Regions from separate parts of the Mus musculus genome. Here region 1 is linked to region 2. The links are chromatin contacts, found by Hi-C or POLR2A ChIA-PET in ENCODE. All regions are on one chromosome and are shown on one strand. The core of a region is the stretch at or near the end of the contact, and the rest is flanking DNA. Distances in the headings are between cores, read along the strand shown. Region 1 holds the start of Ifit1 (interferon-induced protein with tetratricopeptide repeats 1). Region 2 holds the start of Ifit3b (interferon-induced protein with tetratricopeptide repeats 3B).

The links. Hi-C counts contacts between places; a loop is a spot of excess contacts on that map. ChIA-PET counts read pairs that join two places held with the same protein, here RNA polymerase II (POLR2A).
Region 1: POLR2A ChIA-PET joins it to region 2 with 11 read pairs in Patski. The contact joins the promoter of Ifit1 here to the promoter of Ifit3b in region 2. A Hi-C loop is called at or near these places in 1 of 37 maps with a recorded cell type or tissue (heart). POLR2A ChIA-PET finds 5 or more read pairs at or near these places in 1 of 5 experiments (Patski).

The regions. Positions count from the first base shown.
Region 1 is chr19:34,638,187-34,644,390 of GRCm38, forward strand. Ifit1 (interferon-induced protein with tetratricopeptide repeats 1) reads left to right here and starts at 2,703. Exons shown (of 2, transcript NM_008331.3): 1 at 2,703-2,801. The coding sequence starts at 2,797. It also overlaps a transcript of Ifit1bl1 not described here and a transcript of Ifit1bl2 not described here.
Region 2 is chr19:34,604,015-34,609,572 of GRCm38, forward strand. Ifit3b (interferon-induced protein with tetratricopeptide repeats 3B) reads left to right here and starts at 3,943. Exons shown (of 2, transcript NM_001005858.3): 1 at 3,943-3,984. The coding sequence starts at 3,980. It also overlaps a transcript of Ifit1bl1 not described here.

The DNA.
Region 1 (6,204 bases), core at 1,453-3,952, 33 kb after region 2:
GGAAGAGCCAACCAATGTCTGGGCCAATTTAAGACCCATCCTATGGAAGAGAGCCAATCCCTGACACTATTAATGATACTCTGTTATGTTTTCACACAGGAACCTAGCAGAACTGTCTCCTGAGAGGCTTCATCCAGCAGCTGAGAGAAACTGATGCAGAGAACACAGCCAAACATCAGGTGGATTTTGGGGAGTCCTGTGGAAGAGTGAGGGAAGGATTGAGCAAGCTGGAGGGATCAAGGTTATCACAAGAAGACCAAAAGGAAAGAAGAAGGAGGAGGAGGAGGTGAAGGAGGAGAAGGAGGAGGAGGAGGAGGAGGAGGAGGAGGAGGAGGAGGAGGAGGAGGAGGAGGAGGAGGAGAAGGAGAAGGAGAAGGAGAAGGAGAAGGAGAAGGAGAAGGAGAAGGAGAAGGAGAAGGAGAAGGAGAAGGAGAAGGAGAAGGAGAAGGAGAAGGAGAAGGAGAAGGAGAAGGAGAAGGAGAAGGAGAAGGAGAAGGAGAAGGAGAAGGAGAAGGAGAAGGAGAAGGAGAAGGAGAAGGAAGAAGAAGAAGAAGAAGAAGAAGAAGAAGAAGAAGAAGAAGAAGAAGAAGAAGAAGAAGAAGAAGAAGAAGACGGTCAACTAACCTGGGTCCATGGGAGCTCACAGAGACAGAACCACCAACCAATGAGCATGCAGGGGCTGGACCTAGGCCCCATACACATTTGTAGCAGATGTGCCACATGATCTTCATGTGGGTCCCCTAAAAGTTGGAGCGAGGGCTGTCTCTACCTTTGTTACTCCCTTTCAGTCTCTTTTTGCTAGCTGGGCTGCCTTGTCTGGCCTCTGTGGGAGAGGAAGCTCTGAGTCCTGCTGCAACTTGATGGGCTGGGGGTGGGGGTGGGTGGTAGTACCCATGGGACATAGGGGCCTTCCCTTGTCAGAGGAGACAGGGAAGAAGGAATAGCCATGGAGGGTGTGATGGTGGAACTGGGCAGCAGTCAGAATGTAAAACAAACAAACAAGCAAACAAACAAACAAAAAGAAAGAAAAAATGAAAAACAAAAGAGAAAAAGGCAATTTTGAGTTAAGAGCCTTATTAACACAATCCTTTCAACCCTGTCCATTTTTAAGTGTTTTAATATTATATTTCAGTGAAGTGTGTAGCCGGTATGTGTATGGGTGAGTGTGTATGTGTGTAACTGTGTTTTTGTTAGTGTGTCTGTGGGGGTGGTGTTATGACATTCGTGTGAAGTCATGTTAGAACACTCTAGATTTAGTTCTTCTCTGCCAGCACGGAGTCAGGGGACTGAACCCAGGAGTCAGGCTTGATAGCAAACACTTTAACTCTCTAACATATACCTAGTTATCTGACTGACACATAACTCTAGGTTCTCTAAAATTAAACTTTACTGGAGAAAGTGACCAGAGGGCCAACTCCTGTCTTGGTGTCAGCTGATGGGGGGGGGGGGTTAGGGCTGTACCTACCTGGTCAAAGATAACTCTCAGGAGAGGCTAGCACTATATCAAGGAGATGGGATTAGATGTTTAACTTCTTTCAATATTTTTAATATATGGAGGTGAGAAGGATGAGCTGAATTTGAGGACCTAGACATCAAAGGTCAGGATAAGGAACTAGACAGCAATAAAGGCTGAGATTACAGGTTAACCAAGACAACAGACTAAAGTATTTGACCTCAACCTGAAACAGTGTGAGCCCCACTGTCTGTAGTTCCCTAGATTGCTATTAGCCCTTAAAATGGTATTTATTTTACGTGTATGAACACACTGTAGTTGTCTTCAGACACACCAGAAGAGGGCATTTAATCCTATTACAGATACTTGTGAGCCACCATGTGGTTGCTGGGAACTGAACTCAAGACCTCTAGAAGAGCAGTGAGTGCTCTTAACCACTGACCCATCTAGTAGCCTTGCTATTAGTGGGATAGCATCAAGGCTCTGAATAACCATCACCCTTTAGGGATTCCATGTTTGGTTCTTGTTAACATGACTATGATTGGTGGAAAGAACCCTTTAGAGTCACCTCAGGAGAAGTTAACACAAAGCATGGCTCTACAGCTCTCTGGGCAATGGGAAACTGTCCTGGTTTATAAAGACTGTATTCCTAAGGCTTCGGATAGGCTGGGAAGCTATGGACCAGTCAATGCAGGTGAATAATGACATCTGTGGAAGATGCTAAGGATAGACACACAACAAACCAGCTAGTATCTTCTTCCACTTCCACAATGCATGAGAACTCACTCTTCCAGTCCCAAACTTTCCCTTTGCCATCCTAAGACCCCCTAGTGCCACATGGGAAAGTCTCACTTCCAAGGAGGAACTGCAGACCTTCAGTTGCTTGGAAGAAAGAACAACACTGCTTCTGAAGATGCCAGTCTGCTTTCCATTTTATCTGTATCACCTCCATCAGCCCCTACCTAACAGATAAGAGTCTCTGGGTGGCAGGGATGTCTCACTCTCTCTCTCTGGACAGCAGTCTGGATCCGACATGTCTGTATCCGTTTCAGAGCCTTCTCCTCATCGATTTCAGTGGAGAATGCAGTAGGGCAAACCCCACAGTGCCCCACAGTGCGTCTCCCTGGATAAACTGCAGGCTTCAGTTTCACTTTCCAGTCTCAGTTTCAGTTTCTCACTGCTGACTGAAAAGAGCACACCCCCTAGCTCACCCAGCCCTTTAAAAAAAACCTGAGCTTCCAGTTGGTGTGACAGTCTGCAAGAGAGCAGAGAGTCAAGGCAGGTTTCTGAGGAGTTCTGCTCTGCTGAAAACCCAGAGAACAGCTACCACCTTTACAGCAACCATGGGGTAAGGATTTCCCTGTTCTCCACTCTGAGGGAACCCAGGACACAGACGTTTGCTAGTGGCTGTTTCTGAGTGTGCCTCTAGCTTCTCTTTCTACTGCTGATGGGGAACAAGGATGCTAATTGTCCTGAGGGTCCAGGGAGTTTGCTTAATGCCCCCACTAAGCTGTGTGCCTGGTGCTGGATGTGTGACTGGAAGCTTGTTTTGATTTTTAAGGCTGTCTCACAGCATGTAGTAGGACGTACCTGGGAGAGAATTTAGTGCATGCTCGGCTCACAAACAAAGATGATTACCAAACAGGCCCTCTGGAATGGAATAAAGGACCACCAGTGCCCACTTGGTGCTCCAAAAGTGAGCAGCAGGTTAGAGTATGCTCCTTCTGATCTTCTGAGGACATAGTCCTTAGAATGTTCCAGCATGTCCTCAGAATCTTCCAGCCTATCCCTCAATGGACCTCTTGAAATGCTGTTCAAGCTTTCTGTTCCAGGCGCATTCATTCCCATCCCTGGCTGGCTAAACAAATAGCCAGGGCAACACCTCTCTCTCTCTCTCTCTCTCTCCCTCCCTCCCTCTCTCCCTCCCTCCCTCCCCGCGCCCCCCCCCCCCCCAGGATTAAGAAACAAAAATGTGTCAATTCTATTCTCTCTGACAAGAGGTATTAAAACCTTTTGGCCAAGAAACTAAATATATATGAATAAATATATATGAATATATGTTATATAAAGCCATGTCAGGAAGTTTGATAAGGTAGAGCAAGTAGAGACCCAGAGACTCGGTGGGCACACAACTGAGGCTTAGGGTATGGTGGGTAAAAGTTCTATACCTGAGTCAAGGGCCCCACACATCACCAGGAAGATAATGTGATTGATACAGTACCACCAACCAGTGGTTCCAGATTTAATAGATGGTGCATGGGGCACTACATCACACCCTGAGCCTGAGTATGGAGATATGGAACATCTGTGTTTTGCAACTGTTCAGAGGAATAGAGCATATAACTAACAAGAAAAAAGGCTCTCCTGCCTACCTCTGAGACCTAGGGAATCAGGTCACCTCTGATCCCTTGAGCCTGTGGGCCCCCTACTCCTATTGCCCTTCTGAAGTCAATTGGTCCAGAAGGTAAGAAGAAGTTTGGTAAGGTAGAGCAGATGCTATGCATAGGTGCATGTACCTCCACCTCAAGACAGAGAGCCCAGAAGGATCCTTGTGAGCCTCCCAGTCAAGGCAGACCTTCCTGGGCTACTGCTGTCCAGTTTTCAGAGTCCTCTGAGCTGTCCTGACAAAATCTTTATTTCCCATAAGGTGCAGGTACAATCTCTAATTCCAACTGTGGGATGCTGTAGCCAGGGAAAGCAAAGTAAAGCCAGATTGAATCTGATGCCCCTGGGTCAGGATTAATCTATTCCTACAGAAGCTTGTCCAGCATCTTAAAGTGCTCTGGAAAAGAAGGAGTAACTATGAATTTGGTTATGAGAGAGAGAGTGAGAGAGAGAGAGACAGACACAGACACAGACACAGACACAGAAATAGGGAAAGACAGATGATGGGGTCTCTGAGAATGCTGTGGCCAACAGAGCAATGGTCTCTATGAAGTAAGAAGGAAATCTGGTTGAATATAATTTAGCCAATGTCGGTTCAAACTTCTAGAATCTAACCTGGCACTGTTTGTTGTAAATATATTTCAGCACAATAAAATATAGCAAAATGTTTCCTGGTGTAATACAATCCTCTGTGTACACGGAGGTATCATGAGGTATAATTACACTGAAACTCAATTCAAAGTACATGTGACTTCTCTCAAGAGGATTAATTCCAGAGATAGGCTTCATACGTTAGCTGAAGGGCCCAGGGAAAAATCTGGTATGGTGTAAGTCATACAGATAGTACGGAGGTCATTTGGACTATTACCATTTCCATCCCTGGTTGTGTGAGCTTGGGGGAGCCTCGGACCATACAAATAAAGCAAAGGTTACCTATGCTATTAGCCATCTCTGGTCCTGCTGTATGAGGTTAATGTGTTCTGGCTCTACAGAGAACACAAAATACAAGGTTATTAGTGTTTATCTGTTTATCTGTTTATAGGAGGCAAGGACCTATGTGCTCCCAACTGACAGTCAGAGAGAGAAGATAAAACAGAGAGGGAGGGACACACACACACACACACAGAAAGAGAGAGAGAGAGACAGACAGACAGACAGACAGATATACATAGACAGATAGACATAGACAGAGAGAGAAAGATCAGAAACTTCTTACCCTTTTGTCTCTATCTAGCTTGGCTTATCAAACGTTTATATAGATAGAGTCCAGAGTCCAGGAATAACTGTCAAACTTTTCCAGGGGCACTGTTGAAATACCCACATATTTTTGTCCAGCATCAGTGAATTGGACCAGACACAAATGATGAGAAAAGAAACATTTCCTTAGAAAAGAAAAAGTATTCTGGAAATGGGAATGGACTAGTAAATTGAGGGACACAAGCCCAAGGAGCACTGGGCCACAGGCTCAGCTGACCAAGCCAGCTCATTCAGTCAACAGGGTCTGGAGGGAGGGAATGAATATTGAAGAAAGAAAAAACAATTAGACACACTATAACTTGACTCCAGCCAGTTCTAAAGCTGATGTGTGTTTATTTTTCTCCAGTCTGCTTTCTTACCATTCTAGAGACATGCAAAGAATATGGTCAGTCCTAAGGCATAAACAAAGTAGTCAAGGAACAAACAAAGCATAAACAGAGTAGATAAGGAACAAACAAAGCATAGACAAAGGTCCCATGATTACCTTATTCAGGGTCTTAACAAGACCCATCAATATACAAAGAACACTTTCCTCAGCTGTATCCATCTTGAGCCTATTTCCTTGTTCTAGCCCAATGTCAAATTCCTAGAAAGTGGCACCAAGAGCTCTCCACACTCAGGAACCCTTCGATGCCAAGAATAATGCTCCCTGTCTCTTCTCCAGGTTGGCACATCAAGGACATTTTGGGCATCTTCCTTCCATTACTTGAAGCCTAGGGAAGGAAGGACTGATAGTGTTTTTCTGCAAACTTCCAGAATTCATGGCCACTGATGCTCTTTCTGTGGTCCCCAATCTCCCAACACACTCCATAAGCTCTGAAATACCATGTCAAGGGGTCAGGGGAGCCTCACAACTGCTTCCCTTGAAGATTTAAAATGGTGCTGGGCCGATGACTCTGTGAGTAAAGGGCTCACCAAACAACCATAAGGGCCAGGGTTGAATCCTAGTGCTACTACTGAGAGGAGGGAGAAAGCACTTGGCTTTCAACCTCAAATGAACAAGGTGAAGACCAGTGCCTAATGTTGTGCTGTCCTCTGACCTCTGTATGCATGCCTTGGCATAAGTACCTCATACACACACACACACACACACACACACACACACACAC
Region 2 (5,558 bases), core at 2,693-5,192:
TGAGGAATACCGAATGGCTGAGAAGCATCAGAAAAAATGTTCAACAACCTTAATCATCAGGGAAATGCAAATCAAAACAATCCTGAGATTCCACCTCACAAAAGTCATAATGGCTAAGATCAAAAATTAACCTGATAGCAGATGCTGGCAAGGATGTGGAGAAAGAGGAACACTCCTCCATTGTTGGTGGGATTGCAAGCTTGGACAATCACTCTGGAAATCAGTTGGGCGGTTCCTCAGAAAATTGGACATAGTACTACTAGAGGTCCCGCAATACCTCTCCTGGGCATATATCCAGAAGATATTCCAACTGGTAAGAAGGACACATGCTCCTCTATGTTCATAGCAGCCTTATTTATAATAGCCAGAAGCTGGAAAGAACCCAGATGCCCCTCAACAGAGGAATGGATACAGAAAGTGTGGTACATCTACACAATGGAGTACTACTCAGCGATTAAAAAGAATGAATTTATGAAATTCCTAGGCAACTGGTTGGACCTGGAGGGCATCATCCTGAGTGAGGTAACCCAATCAAAAAGGAACTCACACAATATGTACTCACTGATAAGTGGATATTAGCCCAGAAACTTAGGATACCCAAGATATAAGATATAATTTGCTAAACGCATGAAACTCAAGAAGAATGAAGACCAAAGTGTGGACACGTTGCCCCTTCTTAGAATTGGGAACAAAACACCCATGGAAGGAGCTACAGAGACAAAATTTGGAGCTGAGACGAAAGGATGGACCATATAGAGACTGCCTTATCCAGGGTCCATCCCATAATCAGCTTCCAAATGCTGACACCATTGCATGCACTAGCAAGATTTTGCTGAAAGGACCCTGATATAGTTGTCTCTTGTGAGACTACCACGGGGCCTAGCAAACACAGAAGTGGATGCTCACAGTCAGCTATTGGATGGATCACAGGGCTCCCAATGGAGGAGCTAGAGAAAGTACCCAAGGAGCTAAAGGGATCTGCAACCCTATAGGTGGAACAACAATATGAAATAACCAGTAACCCCCCACCCCCCATCCCCTGCCCTAGCTCTTGACTCTAGCTGCATATGAATCAGAAAATGGCCTAGTGGGCCATGAGGGGAAAGAGAGGCACATTTGTCATGCAAACTTTATATGCTTCAGTAAGGGGGAATGACAGGGCCAAGAAGTGGGAGTGGGTGGGTGAGGGAGTAGGTGGGGGAACATATGGGGGACTTTTGGGATAGCATTGGAAATGTAAATGAAATAAATACCCAATTAAAAAAACAACAACAACAAAGGTCACATCATGTATATCCTTTTGTGGATTTCCTACTTTTGTCTCCTTAGACTACAATCCTGAGCTTATAGTCGTCCAAACAACTTTATTTGAATTGGCCATTAGAACATGTGCTTAGTTATCAGACCATGATGGGCAAAAAGAGACTAGAGGACTAAGGGAAGTGTGGAAGCTCGCATCTAATTCTGTATCTATGCAGCACTTTTGACTTGTCCTCCGTTTTTAAGCTGTTCCCTTGGATTGCCCATACATGGTCACAACAATCCCACAGAATGCCCATCCAACCAATCTCATTGTTTAATCAACATTTCTGAGACCCAGGCTTGTGTAATCCTCCAACAGAAGAGCAGAGGAAGCAAAAAGTTTGAAAAGGTGTGGCTCTGAGGCTTCCTTGTGAGCTGAGCCATGTTCTTAGTTTCTTTATCTTGTTTTGTAGACATCCGCATAGCCAGATGAGCTGGCAATGAGAGCAGTCTGCAGCTGTGCATTTCCACATACATTAATTGCCTTCCCTTCAATCTATGGTAAAACCGTGCATTCAGAGGTATCTTTGACAGAGAGAGGCCTTTAACTAGATTGTTTCCCATAAGTAGGAATGGGTCTTGAACCTGAGGTTTAGTCACCTGAAGACATCTTTTCCTGAGGACTTTCAATCTTCTCCCCAACTCACACATAATGAAGGACATGTATGTGTTTTGCTCTCGTTTTCTTTATATACCCAGGATTGCACTGAGCAACACCAAAAGGGCACCTGGAGACATAATTATCCAGGGTCTTTGATGAACTTTGCTGTAGATTTGCTAAGTGAATCTTGGCCTCTTTGGTTGATATTTGTAAACCAGATTTACTTACAGGTCAGCCAGGGCAGTGTCAGGACTTTCCTTGTGAGTTTATGGTGAGATTCCTGTATAGATGCTAAAGTTCTGTTCTGAGATTTAATCCAAGGCAATGTAGATATTTCCATTTTCAGGCTCAAGTTAAACACCCTAGACACAGCCAAGCACAGTGTCTAGAATGGTACTTCAGTGCTGATACTCAGTACCCTACATGCAGAGTGGGATGAGAAAAAAAAAACCTATGAAAGGAAGGTCTTTCTCTCTCCCAGGTGCCTTCTTCCAATCTGTATTTAAAGTGTCTGTCTAACAAGCCAAAATAAGCTTTATATGCAAATATCTAGTCAAAAACTCTGACCCATCATTGATTCTGCTCCACTGAATAGTATGCCCTATTTTCTCCTCTGTGAAAAATTACACACACACACACACACACACACACACACACACACACACGCAGAGGCATGCATGCACACACATGTACATTTGTATACACACAAAGCAGAGCAAAAGAAACAGAGAGGCAGAAAGCAAGAAAATCAATTGATGTATCAGTCAATCAGTCAACCATAGCCCCCTATATTCTTCAAAGAGGGAACAACCTTGTGAGTGTGCCATTTGCCTGATTTAACAACTTCTGTTACTTAGAGATTTTCTGCAGTGCTAAAGCAACATCTCTTATATCAAGGCACAATGCCTAAGTGTCCAGCCCACCGTTTCCTATCCATCAGAGCAAAGAAGCAGAAGGATGCAGGCCCATCCTCCTTGGGCTTGTACATTAGCATTCCAAGTCCCACTAGACCAAAATCAGGCATTGTGCTCTGAACCACTAAAGAAAATGAGATCAATGAAAGTTGTATCCTTTCTGTGGCTTTGCTACCTGAGGCTTCCAAAGTTTAGGCTTAAGGCAAACACAGTGGGTCTAGCAGGTATGTGCTTACCTCTTATGCCATTAACAATCTCAAGTTGCTAAGTGAAAGAAGGACCCAGAATTCCACAGCTGACTAGGTTATCATGCTTAGCAAATGAGCAGTGAAAGCCACGCTTTAAAGAAATCATGAAGCTAAGCACCCAATCCATACCTAAGGATTGGTCCTCCATACCTCCTTCTACTCATGCATGACTTCATAACTCAAAGCAGAAGTCTTTCACTTAGTCACATATTTGTTCTCCCACCCAGGAAGCAGTGATGCACATGTTACCAATTCTATTCAGGGACTGGGTGTAAAGTAAATGATCACCACAGACCTCTAGGTGTGAAACAGCACAGCGAATCCCCCTGGTGTTTTGCTACTTGAATTCAGTGTAGCATAAAATGAAAACATTGGTTTGATTAGACTCTGGCAAAACTCCAGAGCTAGTCACATGGACATAGTCATTAAAGCTGGATTGAAACCTGTGTACCACAAGGGAACTCAGAGAAGGAAACACACTATCACTTCTTTCAAAATATTTTAGAATAGTTTCTTTCGTGTGGCCCCAGAAACCTCTGCAGAGTGCACTAGAGACTGTGGAAAACACTCTTTTCCTCCCAGAGGGACTGTCAGGCTGGAGGAAATGCCTCTCGACCCTCTGACACCAGAGGCAGAGTCCAGAGCTTATCCAATGCTGTGGCCAGGACATAGAAGGTCTCAGTGGTAAGTTTCACTTTCCTCTTCTGGTTGATTTTAAGTCTGTTTCAGTTTCTACTTTCCTCTTCCCTTTCACAAACACTGAGTCCTTAGAAGCAGCAGAGCACCAGCTGATTCATCCCCCCCCCCCCCCCGACTGCCCTCTTATATAATCCTCTGAGTCTCCACTTAGAGTGGACTGAGATTTCTCAGCCCACACCCAGCTTTTCCCAGCAGCACAGAAACAGATCACCATCATGAGGTCAGTGCAATCTCTGCTTCTCCAATTAAATGATAAACTGAGCTGATCACTGCACAGCAGAGTCTTAAGTTGTCTGCTTGCTTGTAGATTGAAATCACTTGCATGAGCATGGCTTTTTTTTTATTGGACCTTTTTCATTATTTCTCTGTGTAAATGTGCAAGACACTGCAGTTTCTAAAACTGCTCACTGGATGCCCCTGGAGAATATTGATAGACACGGGTAGGTCCACTGAAGCACAAAGTTTGACTCAAAGCTAGCACTAGAGGAGTCACTCTTTCTGGGATTTGTTGGTGTTTTATTAAAAGTGATCAAGACAATAGAAAGTTGTGTGTGTGTGTGTGTGTGTGTGTGTGTCTATCTGTCTGTCTGTCTGTCTGTCTGTTTGTCTGTCTGTGTTTCCATGTGTGTGAGTTTGTTGTGTTTTTCTGTATGTGTGTCTGTATGTGTGTGTCTCATTGTTTATGTGTATCTGTGTGTGTGTCTGCATGTGTGTTGCTGTGTGTTTGTATGCGATGTGTGTATGTGTCTCTGTGTTTGTGTGTCTGTGTGTGTGCTTTTTCAAAAGAACCAATCCTTCGCCAGTAGCTAGTGTAAGAGTTGGAAACAGTAGTGCAAGCTCACTTCATGTTTGTGAAAACTATGACCACTTCATGATTGAGGTTTTAAGAAATAGTTCTCACAGATGAGCAGGGCTTTTATTTAAATTGGGTTTTTTTTTAATTTTTCATATGCCACAAAATCTCAAAGGTTAAAGTTTTTTTTCTAGTATCTAAGGCTGCAGGACAAGCAAAAACACATTTCCCCTCAAATACAAACTCTGCTTAATTTGTAGCTATGAAAGCAGAACAATGGTTACCTAGAGATGGTAAGGGTAGAATATGAAGATACACACAGGAATTTCAGGGATGTCAGACATAACCTATAAGGAGTGTGGGTGGGCACATGGGCATAAACAATTGCTGAGACCCAGTGTACACAAATCATTAAAATAAGTGCATTGTATTGTAAGTAAAGAGTAATCATAGTATTTCTGATGTTTTTAAAGAGATTTATTTATTTTGTATATATGCATACACTTTGGGTGTCTGCAGACAAACCAGAAGAGAGCATCAGATCCCATTACAGATGGTTGTGAGCCACCATGTGGTTGCTGGGAATTGAACTCAGGACCTCTGGAAGAGCAACAAGTGCTCTTAACTGTTGAGCCATATCTCCAGAGAGTGAATTGTTTTTAACTGCAACTATAACTGCCATTAGAGGAGACTCAGAGAGAACTAAGAGGAAGGGCTAATGTTTCTGACAAATACATATCATGTAAGGATACAAGCCTTGTTGGCTGAGGGAAGGCTGATGTTATTAGCTACTGTGGAAGCTAAGAAAAAAGACAGTCTTCCCTACCCTCAACTCCACGGGTAACAAGGGTTAGCAAGGTTCAGGTTGGAAACACAGGGGATGACAATCATGCACCTCCAACTACATTAGCTTACTCCTTCCCATAGAATGGGCCTCTGAGAAGATCAGTATTAGTTCTGAGTGTGGTTGACCAGAAAACTGACATGTGTAGAACATTAAT